2 separate regions of the Homo sapiens genome follow, and region 1 is linked to region 2. A link is an interaction called in ENCODE POLR2A ChIA-PET data of the cell type or tissue named here. Cell type or tissue: PC-9. All regions are shown on one strand. Links, peaks and the distances in the headings refer to the core of each region. The heading gives the core; the rest is flanking DNA.

Region 1 (5,375 bases), core at 262-5,261, 150 kb before region 2:
CGAATGTCTGGGTTATAATAAGGTGTTGTGGAGACTAAGGCCTTATCAGGCAGTTGAAGCTTCTCAGTAGCAGACTTTGTAGAGAGTAGACTGTAAACTTTTCTTATCAGACTTAAGGTCTGTGTTGATGTTAATGCTGAAGGGGTATAATGAGGCATATGTGAGCCTCTCTTCCATCATGACTTGAATTAGTTTTTCAGGTTAACTCTGGAATGCCCCTGACTGAAAGGAGGGGTTCATTCAGATGATTAGGGGAGCTTAGAATTTAATTTTTTGTTTACAGCCATTTCATCCTTCTGAGTAAAAATTTCCTGAAATAAGAAAGTCAGGTAAATGTACCAGGGGTTTCCAATCTTTTGGCTTCCCTGGGCCACATTGGAAGAAGAATTGTCTTGGGCCACACATAAAATACACTAACATTAATGATAGCCAATGAGAAAAAAAAAAAAAAACTCATAATGTTTTAAGAAAGTTTATGAATTTGTGTTGGGCCTCATTGAAAGCCCTCCTGGGCTGCATGCAGACTATGGGCCTTGGGTTGGACAAGCTTGATAGATAGTAAGCCGTGTATGTGTGGGCAGTAAGTTTTGATTTCTCTAAAGAATCTTAACTTCCCTTACACATTTGACCACAACACTCTTTTCTTTTCTCGTCAGACTTATTAACATTTCAAAGAACAGACCATGATAAAACATGAAAGTAGGAAATAATTTCTATGAGAGTGTTGTAAGCCAGTGGTTCTGAAAGGGTGGTTCCCAGACCAGTAGCTTCAGTATCACCTGGGAACTTGTTAGAATTCCTCACCTACTAAATCAGAAACTCTGATGTGCAGTCAGCAATCTGTGTTTTCTTTTCTTTTTCTTTTTTTTTTTTTTTTTTTTTGAGACAGTCTCACTCTGTCTCCCAGGCTGGAGTGCAGTGGTGTGATCCCAGCTCACTGCAACCTCTGCCTCCCAGGTTCAAGTGATCCCTCCACCTCAGCCTCCCTTGTAGCTTGGATTACAGGTGCGTGGCACCACGCCAGGCTAATTTTGGTATTTCTAGTAGAGATGGGGCTTCGCCATGTTGGCCAGGCTGGTCTGAAACTCCTGACCTCAGGTGATCTGCCCAACTTGGCCTCCCAAAGTGCTAGGATTACAGGCGTGAGCCACCATGCCTGGCCCCATTTGTGTTTTTAAAAAGGAAAAGAAAAAATGAAAAAAAAATTTTGTCTGCATTTCCTTAGTAGAGATGGAGGTAAATCAGTTGTTGGTAAAAGCTGTGTGCGTCTTTCTTCAGATTGTGACTCATATTCTTATGGCTCTCTCCTCTTTGAATTCTTTGAAAACAGTGCTCTCCTTGCACTAATATGAATGCAATAGTGAGGAATATAAAATTTATTCAATATTTTAGAAGGAAGCTAGAAGAGAGAAGTTGTACCACATGATATCAAGATTGCACTTAAAAATAAACCAAGGCTGGGCGCATTGGCTCATGCCTGTAATCCTAGCACTTTGGGAGGCTGAGGTGGGCAGATCACCTGAGGTCAGGAGATCGAGACCATCCTGGCCAACACGGTGAAACCCTGTCTCTACTAAAAATACAAAAAATTAGCCGGGCTTGGTGGTGGGCACCTGTAATCCCAGTTACTTGGGAGGCTGAGGCAGGAGAATCGCTTGAACCCAGGAGGCGGAGGTTGCAGTGAGCCGAAATCCCACCATTGCACTCCAGCCTGGGCAAGAGCGAAATTCCGTCGCAAAAATAAAAAAAAAAAAAAAGAAAAAATGAATAAACTAACAAACCTTTTGAGGTATCTCATGTCCCAAATCTCTCTTCTTGGCTCAGCATCTCTTCCTGCTCCTGACCCACATCACCTTCTCTCTGAATTTTCTTCTAAGAGCAGTTCAGTTCAATACCCACATGACTTTCAAAAGTCTTAACCTCACCTACTAGTTAATATAATCTTCAAGGAATTTAAAGGAATTAAATTGAAGACTTTGTTTGCCTTGTGAACAAAAAATTCCCCAGTTGCCAGGTTTCACTAAAGCTGTGATGAATGAAGGTGACATCAATCTACATTTCCCTGATTTATATTTGCTCCACAGGTGAGGAGGAAACCTGGGTTACAGTGGTACCATGTTTCCAGTGTGTCCTCATCAGATTCCGGTCCTTTTCACTATGATGTTGCAACCTGTGTGTCCCCCTGCCCTGTGTGGGGCTGAGGTCCTGCACCCACCTGTCCTGTCTCCTTCCTGATGGTTGCTAGGACCAAAACCCAGAGGGGAGAATGAGCTGCACTCACAGGGGATGACTTGGGGACTGGGTCCAGAAAGTGGCTCATCCACAAGAGCTTGTTTAGAGCTACCTAAGAGGAGTCTTCCCTGGTCCCAGACTTGGTTGCACGTTAGAATCAGCTGGGGAGCTTTTAAAAATGCCTATGCCTGCCGGGTGCAGTGACTCATGCCTGTAATCCCAGCACTTTGGGAGGTTGAGGCGGGTGGATCACAAGGTCAGGAGATCAAGACCAGCCTGACCAACATGGTGAAACCCCATCTCTACTAAAAATACAAAAATTAGCTGGGCATGGTGGTGCATGCCTGTAATCCCAGCTACTGAGGAGGCTGAGGTAGGAAAAATTGCTTGAACCCGGGAGGCGGAGGTTGCAGTGAGCCAAGATCACACCACTGCACTCCAGCCTGGGCAACAAAGAGAGACTCCATCTCAAAAAAAAACAAAAAAACCTATGCCTAGGCCACATTCCATAGCAATCACATCAGAATCCTTGGTGCAGGACCTAGGCATCAGGATTTTTGTTGTTGTTTGAGACGAAGTCTTGCTCTGTCACCCAGGCTGGAGTGCAGTGGCGCGATCTCAGCTCACTGCAACATCCGCCTCCCGGCCTCAAGCAATTCTCCTGCCTCAGCCTCCAGAGTAGCTGAGACTACAGGTGCCCACCACCATGCCTGGCTAATTTTTTTATTTTTAGTAGAGACGGGGTTTTACCATGTTGGCCAGGCTGGTCTCAAACTCCTGACTTCAGGTGATCTGCCTGCCTCGGCCTCTCAAAGTGCTGGGATTACAGGCATGAGCCATCACCACTCTCAGCCAGCATCAGGATTTGTTAAGGTTCCATAAGTAATTCCAGTGGGTAGCAATGGTGAGAACCATCAGACTAGATGATGTACAAAAAGTCCACATTATGCTAAGACATTATAACAATTTTGTTCAAAACACTTCACATAATTAAATGGGCTATATTTTCATCATAGTATCTGTTTCGTATGTGGGAAATTTGAGACACGAAGAAAGTGTGAGTCATACCAGACAGACCATAGGTGAACTGTTAAGGAGGGAGAAGCCGCAGTGTCACCTTCCACAGTCCTGCTCCCATTAAGACCTATGAAGTGGAAAATGCAGATTATTCTTTGAGGTTTCCTGGGACCAGAAAAGGTCAGAGACTCTTAATGGGTAATGCAGACAACTGGAATGCAATCATCAGGTATTCATTTCTGTTTTAAGGTTTTATGTCTGAGAAACCTGAAACCTGAAGAAGTAAAGCAATCATGATTTTTTAAAAACTTAATAATATGGTTTTGGATTTAAAAAGAAAGACTGACTCAGAGCTGGGGAAAACACTCACTTGTGATACGGATCAATGTGAAAACAGCTTAACTCTGTTCCATGGCAATTCGCACAGTGTGACTCAGAGACACCTCTCTTCACCAGCTCTGGCTCAGGGGATGTGAAGCCAGAAGCAGAGGTCACAGTGACTTCATCTGAGAAGGACTTAACTGACCATTGCTGGTTTTGAAGCCGGAGGAAGGCCCACAGTCAATGAATGAGAGAGGCTTCGAGAAGCTAGAAATGGCAAGGAAATAGATTTTCCTCTAAAGCTCCCAGAAAGAAACACGGTTCTGCTGACACCTCGATTTTAGGCCAGTGAGACCTGCTTCAGACTTCTGACCTACAGAACGGTAAGAAAATAAATTTGTGTTGCTTATAGCCATGCTGTGTGTGGTAGTTTGTTACAGCAGCAATAAGAAACTAACACAGTTGTGACCAGGCGCCATGGCTCATGCCTGTAATCCAAGCACTTTGGGAGGCTGAGGTGGGCGGATCACTTGAGGTCAGGAGTTCGAGACCAGCCTGGCCAACATGGCAAAACCCTGTCTCTACTAAAAATACAAAAATTAGCTGGGCTTGGTGGTAGGCGCCTGTAATCCCAGCTACTTGGGAGGCTGAGGCAGGAGAACCACTTGAACCCGTGAGGCAGAGGTTGCAGTGAGCCAAGATCATGCCACCGCACTCCAGCCTGGGCGACAGAGTGAGACTCCATCTCAAAAAAGAAAGAAAGAAACTAACACAGTGGTTTTATCTGATTATCCGATTATCAGAAGTAGTAAGAGAAATGTGAAAATGGTTCTTAAGTTACAAAGTACCATATGAAGATAAAGTATTCATTCATTTATTCTCTTATTTATTCATCAAATATTATTGAGCTCCTCCTACTTTGAGCCAAGCACTTTTATAGATGTTGGGAATATACTAAAGCCAAAATGGATTTAAAACAAAACAAACACTGGCCAGGCTCAGTGGCTCATGCCTGTAATCCCAGGCTGTATGTGGGGCATGAGAGGAAGCAGGAGATGTCAGGTGAGATACAGCAGTAGCATGGCCCAAGGTGGTAGCAATGGAGATGGGTAAAAGGGATCCTAATCTGGATATATTTTGAAATAGAGGCCAGGTTCAATGGCTCACACCTGTAACCCCAGCAATTTGGGAGGCCAAGGCAGGCAGATCACTTGAGCTCAGGAGTTCGAGACCAGCCTGGCCAACATGGTGAAACCCCGTCTGTGAAGACCAGCTCGGTTGGGGAGACCCTAACCCAGTGGTGCTAGAGGAATTAAAGACACACACACAGAAATATAGAGGTGTGAAGTGGGATATCAGGGGTCTCACAGCCTTCAGAGCTGAGAGCCCTGAACAGAGATTTACCCACGTATTTATTAACAGCAAGCCAGTCATTAGCATTGTTTCTATAGATATTAAATTAACTAAAAGTATCCCTTATGGGAAACGAAGGGATGGGCCGAATTAAAGGAATAGGTTGGGCTAGTTAACTGCAGCAGGAGCATGTCCTTAAGGCACAGATTGCTCATGCTATTGTTTGTGGCTTAAGAATGCCTTTAAGCGGTTTTCCACCCTGGGTGGGCCAGGTGTTCCTTGCCCTCATTCCGGTAAACCCACAACCTTCCAGCATGGCTATTATGGCCATCATGAACATGTCACAGTGCTGCAGAGATTTTGTTTATGGCCAGTTTTGGGGCCAGTTTATGGCCAGATTTTGGGGGATTTGTTCCCAACATCCGTCTCTACTAAAGATACAAAAGCTAGCC
Region 2 (5,375 bases), core at 106-5,105:
GTAGGGCTGGCTCGCATCCTGGGGATTCCTCTCAATGTCCAATATGCCTGGTTTGGTCTTATGTAACCACTCCCTTAAAGACTTGGTTGACCCAGAGGATAGGTTCAATTTAGTTCTTGTGATCCACCCTGCTTCCTGAGAGGATTCTTTATTGTTGAACTTACCACAAAATATTTAATGAACATTTTATTATGACAATTCTAACCATTCTCAAGTTCAGGTAAGGCTTGCATCTTCAGTGGCCTAGACACTCAAAAGCGAATGCATAGATAAGCAAATAAATATACGAATGGAAAGGACAGAAAGCATACATCCAATTTTATCATCTGCACAGTAGCTGTTGTAGTTCTTTCCTTTGCTCTACCCTAAACCTAATGCCTATTCTTCCTTTCTGATTTCTTCTGGGGGAATTACCACTCCCTCTTCCACAAATCATGCAGTCATGGGGGATTATAAAACCAGGTCCTCCTCTTCTCCTAAAGAAGCCCAAGGTTCCTGGGGGATTCCTGCCCCAGAGCCTTTCTCTAACATTGCCATACCTGTAGTGGCAGGCATGTGACCCAAGCTTAACCAGGTGGAATTTTCTCCCAGGAGTATGAGTGTGAAAGTGGCAAGGAAAAGAAAAGGGAGAAAGGAAAGGAATGGATGAGTGTGGAATGTTGGCTTCCAAAGGGACTTATAGAGCATCTGCTCCATTGTCCTCACTGCCTTGAGAGGCAAGTGGGGCTCAGCACTATGAGATGACTTTCCTAGGTTGCTGTGTAGGGAAAAAGTGGAGCTGATGGGGTCTTTGGGGAAGGAAAGAGAGAGAAAAAAAGATGGAGATGGGCAGAAGAAGGAGAGGGAAACCAAGCAAGAAGGAAGGGAAGGTGTTTCTCATGAAGGGAAGGTGTTTCTCTCATGAAAGAGAGAGAAAAAAAGATGGAGATGGGCAGAAGAAGGAGAGGGAAACCAAGCAAGAAGGAAGGGAAGGTGTTTCTCATGAAGGACGATGGTGTGGATCCACTCACTCATGACCCAGGGCTGTGGCTTGCCTGCCAGACCTTTGGGCTCTGAGGGAAATGAGACAATCTGGGCTTTGTCAACTCATGGACAACCTTCCACGTCTTCTTTGAAAATATGTGAGGCTGGACTTGGCAATAGCTTCCTCTTTGAAACAACAATTACTCCCATTACTGCCAATTCTTATTAAGCTCTATGTGCCCTGGCTATCAGGCCATTGCATGTATTTCTTCACTGATTCCTCCCAGAAAGCCAATGAGATAGATGATAGTATTGTCTCTATTTTATAGATGAAGATAGTGAGCATCAGAGAAGTTAAGTAACTTGTCTAAGGGCAGAAACAAAGTTTAAGCCAACACAGTTGCGAAACCCCTGACCACAGACAGTGGGGGGATTTACAGCTTAGATCCTGCTAGATCCAGGCCCTGGAGAAATGGAGGTGAGGACAGGAGAGTTCCTCATCTCCTGTTCCAGCTCAGACCTTGTCCTATCTCTATGCCTTCAGCTCTTTAAGCAGGACTTAGCTTTTCGAACTTGATTTTGATCTGGCTTTGGAAATGCAGCTGCCTTCTGCTGAAATGGTCCCACTCTCCATCTGGTGAATTAACTTGCTTTTCATCTCCTCCTCCCTCCCTTGGCCTGTGGGTCACCGGGCTACTCGATAGCACCTTGGCCAGAGAATCAATGGATAAGGAAGGGAAAAGAAGGAAAACTTAGCTCAACTCTTGTTACCTGAGGCAGCGACTGAAACCAATGCCCACAAAGGGGGTTTTGTATTTCCCATGAATTTAAAATGTTTCTGTCACTCATGCTACCAAATGTCCTGAGTTGGTGATCCAAAAAAGAATGCCGTCATTGTGCAAACAGGGCAATTTATAAGAAAATTCTTCACAGCACACAGCTATGCAGTAAAACCTCAACCCCAAGGAGCTCATTGCTAAGCTGTTTCTTTGTTTCTCCTGCCTTGATTGGGGGTGGAGGAGAAATGAGGGAGGAGTAGCACTGCTGAAAAGCCCAAGACCTTCAGGAGGTCCAAGTCCTGCCCCCCACCCTCTTTGTGGGTCAGTTCATGCCCCCCATGGCCTCTGTGCTACTCCCTCATCCCTACCCCCTCATTTTCTTTTCTGTCTGCCATTTCTAGTCCTGGTCAGGGAACATAAAAGCTTGGTCTTGAAATTGAGATGTCTCTATGCCAGAAAGTTACTAACAAATTACAAGCAGCTGCAGTCAACATTGGCTTCCGACAGTCTTGACCATTTGGGAGAATGTTTTCTGGTGGGGCTGGCAGTCAAGAGGAAAAGGAGGCCATCCTCATCAAAAGGGCAGCACGCATCTTTTGAAAACGTTCTCTTTTCTTTGCTTCTCTTTCCTTCTCTTTTTCCTTTCTTTTCTCTTGCTTTTTTAAATGCTCTCCCTCACAGAAGGAGGGGAGCCACTATTGTGCAAGAAAATTCTCTATTGGCTTGCAGCTTAGCGGTGCAGTAAAAGTTTGCTCACATGCTGAGGGGCAATTCCATTTTAGCTGAGGGGTGATTCTATTTCAGGCCTCAGGCTGAGAGAGAAACAAGAAGGTGAAAGTTCCTAATGTCATCAAACAAAATTACAACAAGTTTAGTTTAAAGATCTTAATTGGCTTTTATTTGTGATTCTAGAATCAGGCAATTCAGAATCTGCCTCATTCTATAAAGTAGAATGTTGTGATGAGCTGGGAAGAGGAGGTTGGTTTTACAAACAGAAAGGAGCTGAGGAAAGCAGAAACAGAGAACCGGTGGATTAGTCGTTTCAAAGTTACCTTCATTATAAAGATCAAGGCAGAGGGGATTTCCTCATCATGCTCATTGAGACTGGCCTGTTTGGGGATTTGGCTGTTATCTCTCTCTCTCTCTCTCCTATTTATTGGAAGTTCAGGTAAGCAACTTAGTTTTGGCTTGGTGGTATGGAACATTAGCATGAGTGACTCTATTTTGGTTTGATCTGTTGGGACTAGTGCAGGAGCTCATTTCAAACCAGTGGCCTCCTGTACATTTTATTTAACACTAATTTTGACTGAATTTCTTTCTTAACTTACTCTTCTTGAAAACTACTTCTTCTTCTTCTTTTTTTTTTTTTTTTTTTTTTTTTCAGAGGGTCGCACTCTATCACCCAGGCTGGAGTGTGGTTGTTACAGGAAAGGGGTCCCGATCCAGACCCCAATAGAGGGTTCTTGGATCTCGCTCAAGACAGAACTCAGGGTGAGTCGATAAAGTGAAAGCAAGTTTATGAGGAAAGTAAAGGAATAAAAGAATGCCTACTCCGGCCGGGCGCAGTGGCTCATGCCTGTAATCCCAGCACTTTGGGAGGCTGAGGCAGCGGATCACGAGGTCAGGAGTTCGAGACCAGCCTGGTCAATATGGTAAAACCCCATCTGTACTAAAAATTCAAAAATTAGCCAGGCGTGGTGGCACGTGCCTGTAATCCCAGCTACTTGGGAGGCTGAGGCAGGAGAATCCCTTGAACCCGGGAGGTGGAGGTTGCAGTGAGCTGAGATTGCGCCACTGCACTCCAGCCTGGGTGACAGAGCGAGACTCCATCTCAAAAAAAAAAAAAAAGAAAAAGAAAAAAAAAAAGAAAAAGAATGGCTATTCCATAGACATAGAAGCCCAGAAGACTGCTGGTTACCCATTTTTACAGTTATTTCCTGACGATAGGCTAAACAAGGGGTGGATTATTCTTGCCTCCCTTTTTAGATCATATAGGGTAACTTCCTGACGTTGCCATGGCATTTGTAAACTGTCAGGATGCTGGTGGGAGTGTAGCAGTGAGGACAGCCAGAGGTCATTCTAGTGACTGTCTTGGTTTTGGTGGAATTTAGCCAGCTTCTTTACTGCAACCTGTTTTATCAGCAAGGTCTTTATGACCTGTATCTTGTGCCAACCTCCTATCTCATCCTGTGAAATAGAATGCTTTAACTCTCTGGGAATGCAGCCCACTAGATCTCAGTCTCATTTTACCTAGCTCCTATTCAAGATGGAGTTGCTCTGGTTCACACACTTCTGACACAGTGACACCATCATGGCTCACTGCAGCCTTAACCTCCCAGGCTTAAGTGATCCTCCCACCTCAGCCTCCTGAGTAGCTGAGACTACAGGTGTGTGCCACCACATCCAGCTAATTTTTGTATTTTTTGTAGAGACAGGGTCTCACTATGTTGCCCAAGCTGGTCTGCTGGTCTTGAGCTCCTGGCTGCAAGCAATCTGCCTGCCAAAGGCCAGGTGTGAGCCACCGTGCCCGGCCTATTCTTAGACACCCCTTGAATGCCAAAGTGAATTAAATTTTCAACTCTATTTTCTCCTCCTTTGATCTTCTTTTAAAGATTTTGGGGGACATATTATTAATATGTTTCTAACATTTCATCATAAAAAGTCTCAAAGAGAGACAGAAAAAAGGTTACACTGCATCCTCATCCACTCTGGGTAATTTTAAAGCTAGCAAAAGTAGGGAAATAAGTGGAATTAAATAACAAACGGGGGGAGGGGGAACAAGATTCTCACTTTAGAATTCTCAATAATAAAGGCATCTCAGCTACACATTGACATGTAAATTAACAAGACTTTCATCTTTTTGGGGCTCGGCCTCTGGCCCATATCCTTAAAATGGGTCTTTAAAAGGAAGGCTCCTATTAGATGCTCTTTGTGGTCTCTTCCTTGCCACAGGGATTCATGATTATACCAAGGGCTTGGATGGTTGGAAGGCAGATGAAACCTGAGATTTGAACAGAGCCTCATAAATCTGTTGTTAGAAAAGCCAGCCTGCAACCCAGTTGATAACATCCTGGGGAGCTGCAGGTAGGACCCAGAGGAGGGAAGAGAGAGTGTGGGGCAGATCAGAGAAAGTTGTCCCTTGCCTCCCAGGGGTTAAAGTCAGCGTCTAGCCTGGGAGATAGAATCTTCAGTGGTCTAGACCAGACCAGAGCTTCCTGAACTTCAACAGCCCCAAAAACAACCGACCTGGGAATCTTAAGATGCAAATTCTGATTCAACAGGTCTGGGGGTGGGGGTGGGGGTGGGGCTGAGGGTGGGCGGCACTGAGAACCTGCATTTTTATCAAGCTCCTAAGCAAAGCCAGCTCCTAAGCTGCAACCTATGCAGGCTCTGAACTTGGTTTTAACACACTATTTTCGCCTTAAAATTTTAAATGATTTTTAAATTTGAACTTGTATTTTGTAAGTCTGATGGGGCAATCCAGCCAGCCGGAGACTAGAAGAGATCCACGCAGTGCAGTAGGAATATGCGTGGCCACAGTCTTTTGCGTTCCATTTGCATATAGTACTTGAGATGTCCCATGAGTACAAAATTTTGGTGGGAGTTCAGCAAGTCCTAAGCGGTGTGTTAAGG

The links. Peaks named below come from ENCODE experiments on the same cell type or tissue, not always from the same donor. Only the 100,000 strongest peaks of a DNase experiment are listed, where the experiment ranks them.
Region 1: POLR2A ChIA-PET joins it to region 2 with 6 read pairs; 4 of 35 experiments call an interaction of 5 or more read pairs at or near these places.

The regions. Positions count from the first base shown.
Region 1 is chr9:76,438,363-76,443,737 of GRCh38, forward strand. It overlaps a transcript of GCNT1 not described here. Among named protein-coding and RNA genes, the nearest start is that of GCNT1, 18 kb to the right of the region's middle. RefSeq lists an enhancer at 479-568. In PC-9, for the core only: no CTCF peak of the experiment used is centred there; DNase peaks (open chromatin) are centred at 3,359 and 3,659; H3K27ac peaks cover 2,405 bases.
Region 2 is chr9:76,590,364-76,595,738 of GRCh38, forward strand. It overlaps LOC105376095 (a long non-coding RNA gene), which reads left to right and starts at 2,545. Exons shown (of 12, transcript XR_007061586.1): 1 at 2,545-2,910. In PC-9, for the core only: no CTCF peak of the experiment used is centred there; no DNase peak of the experiment used is centred there.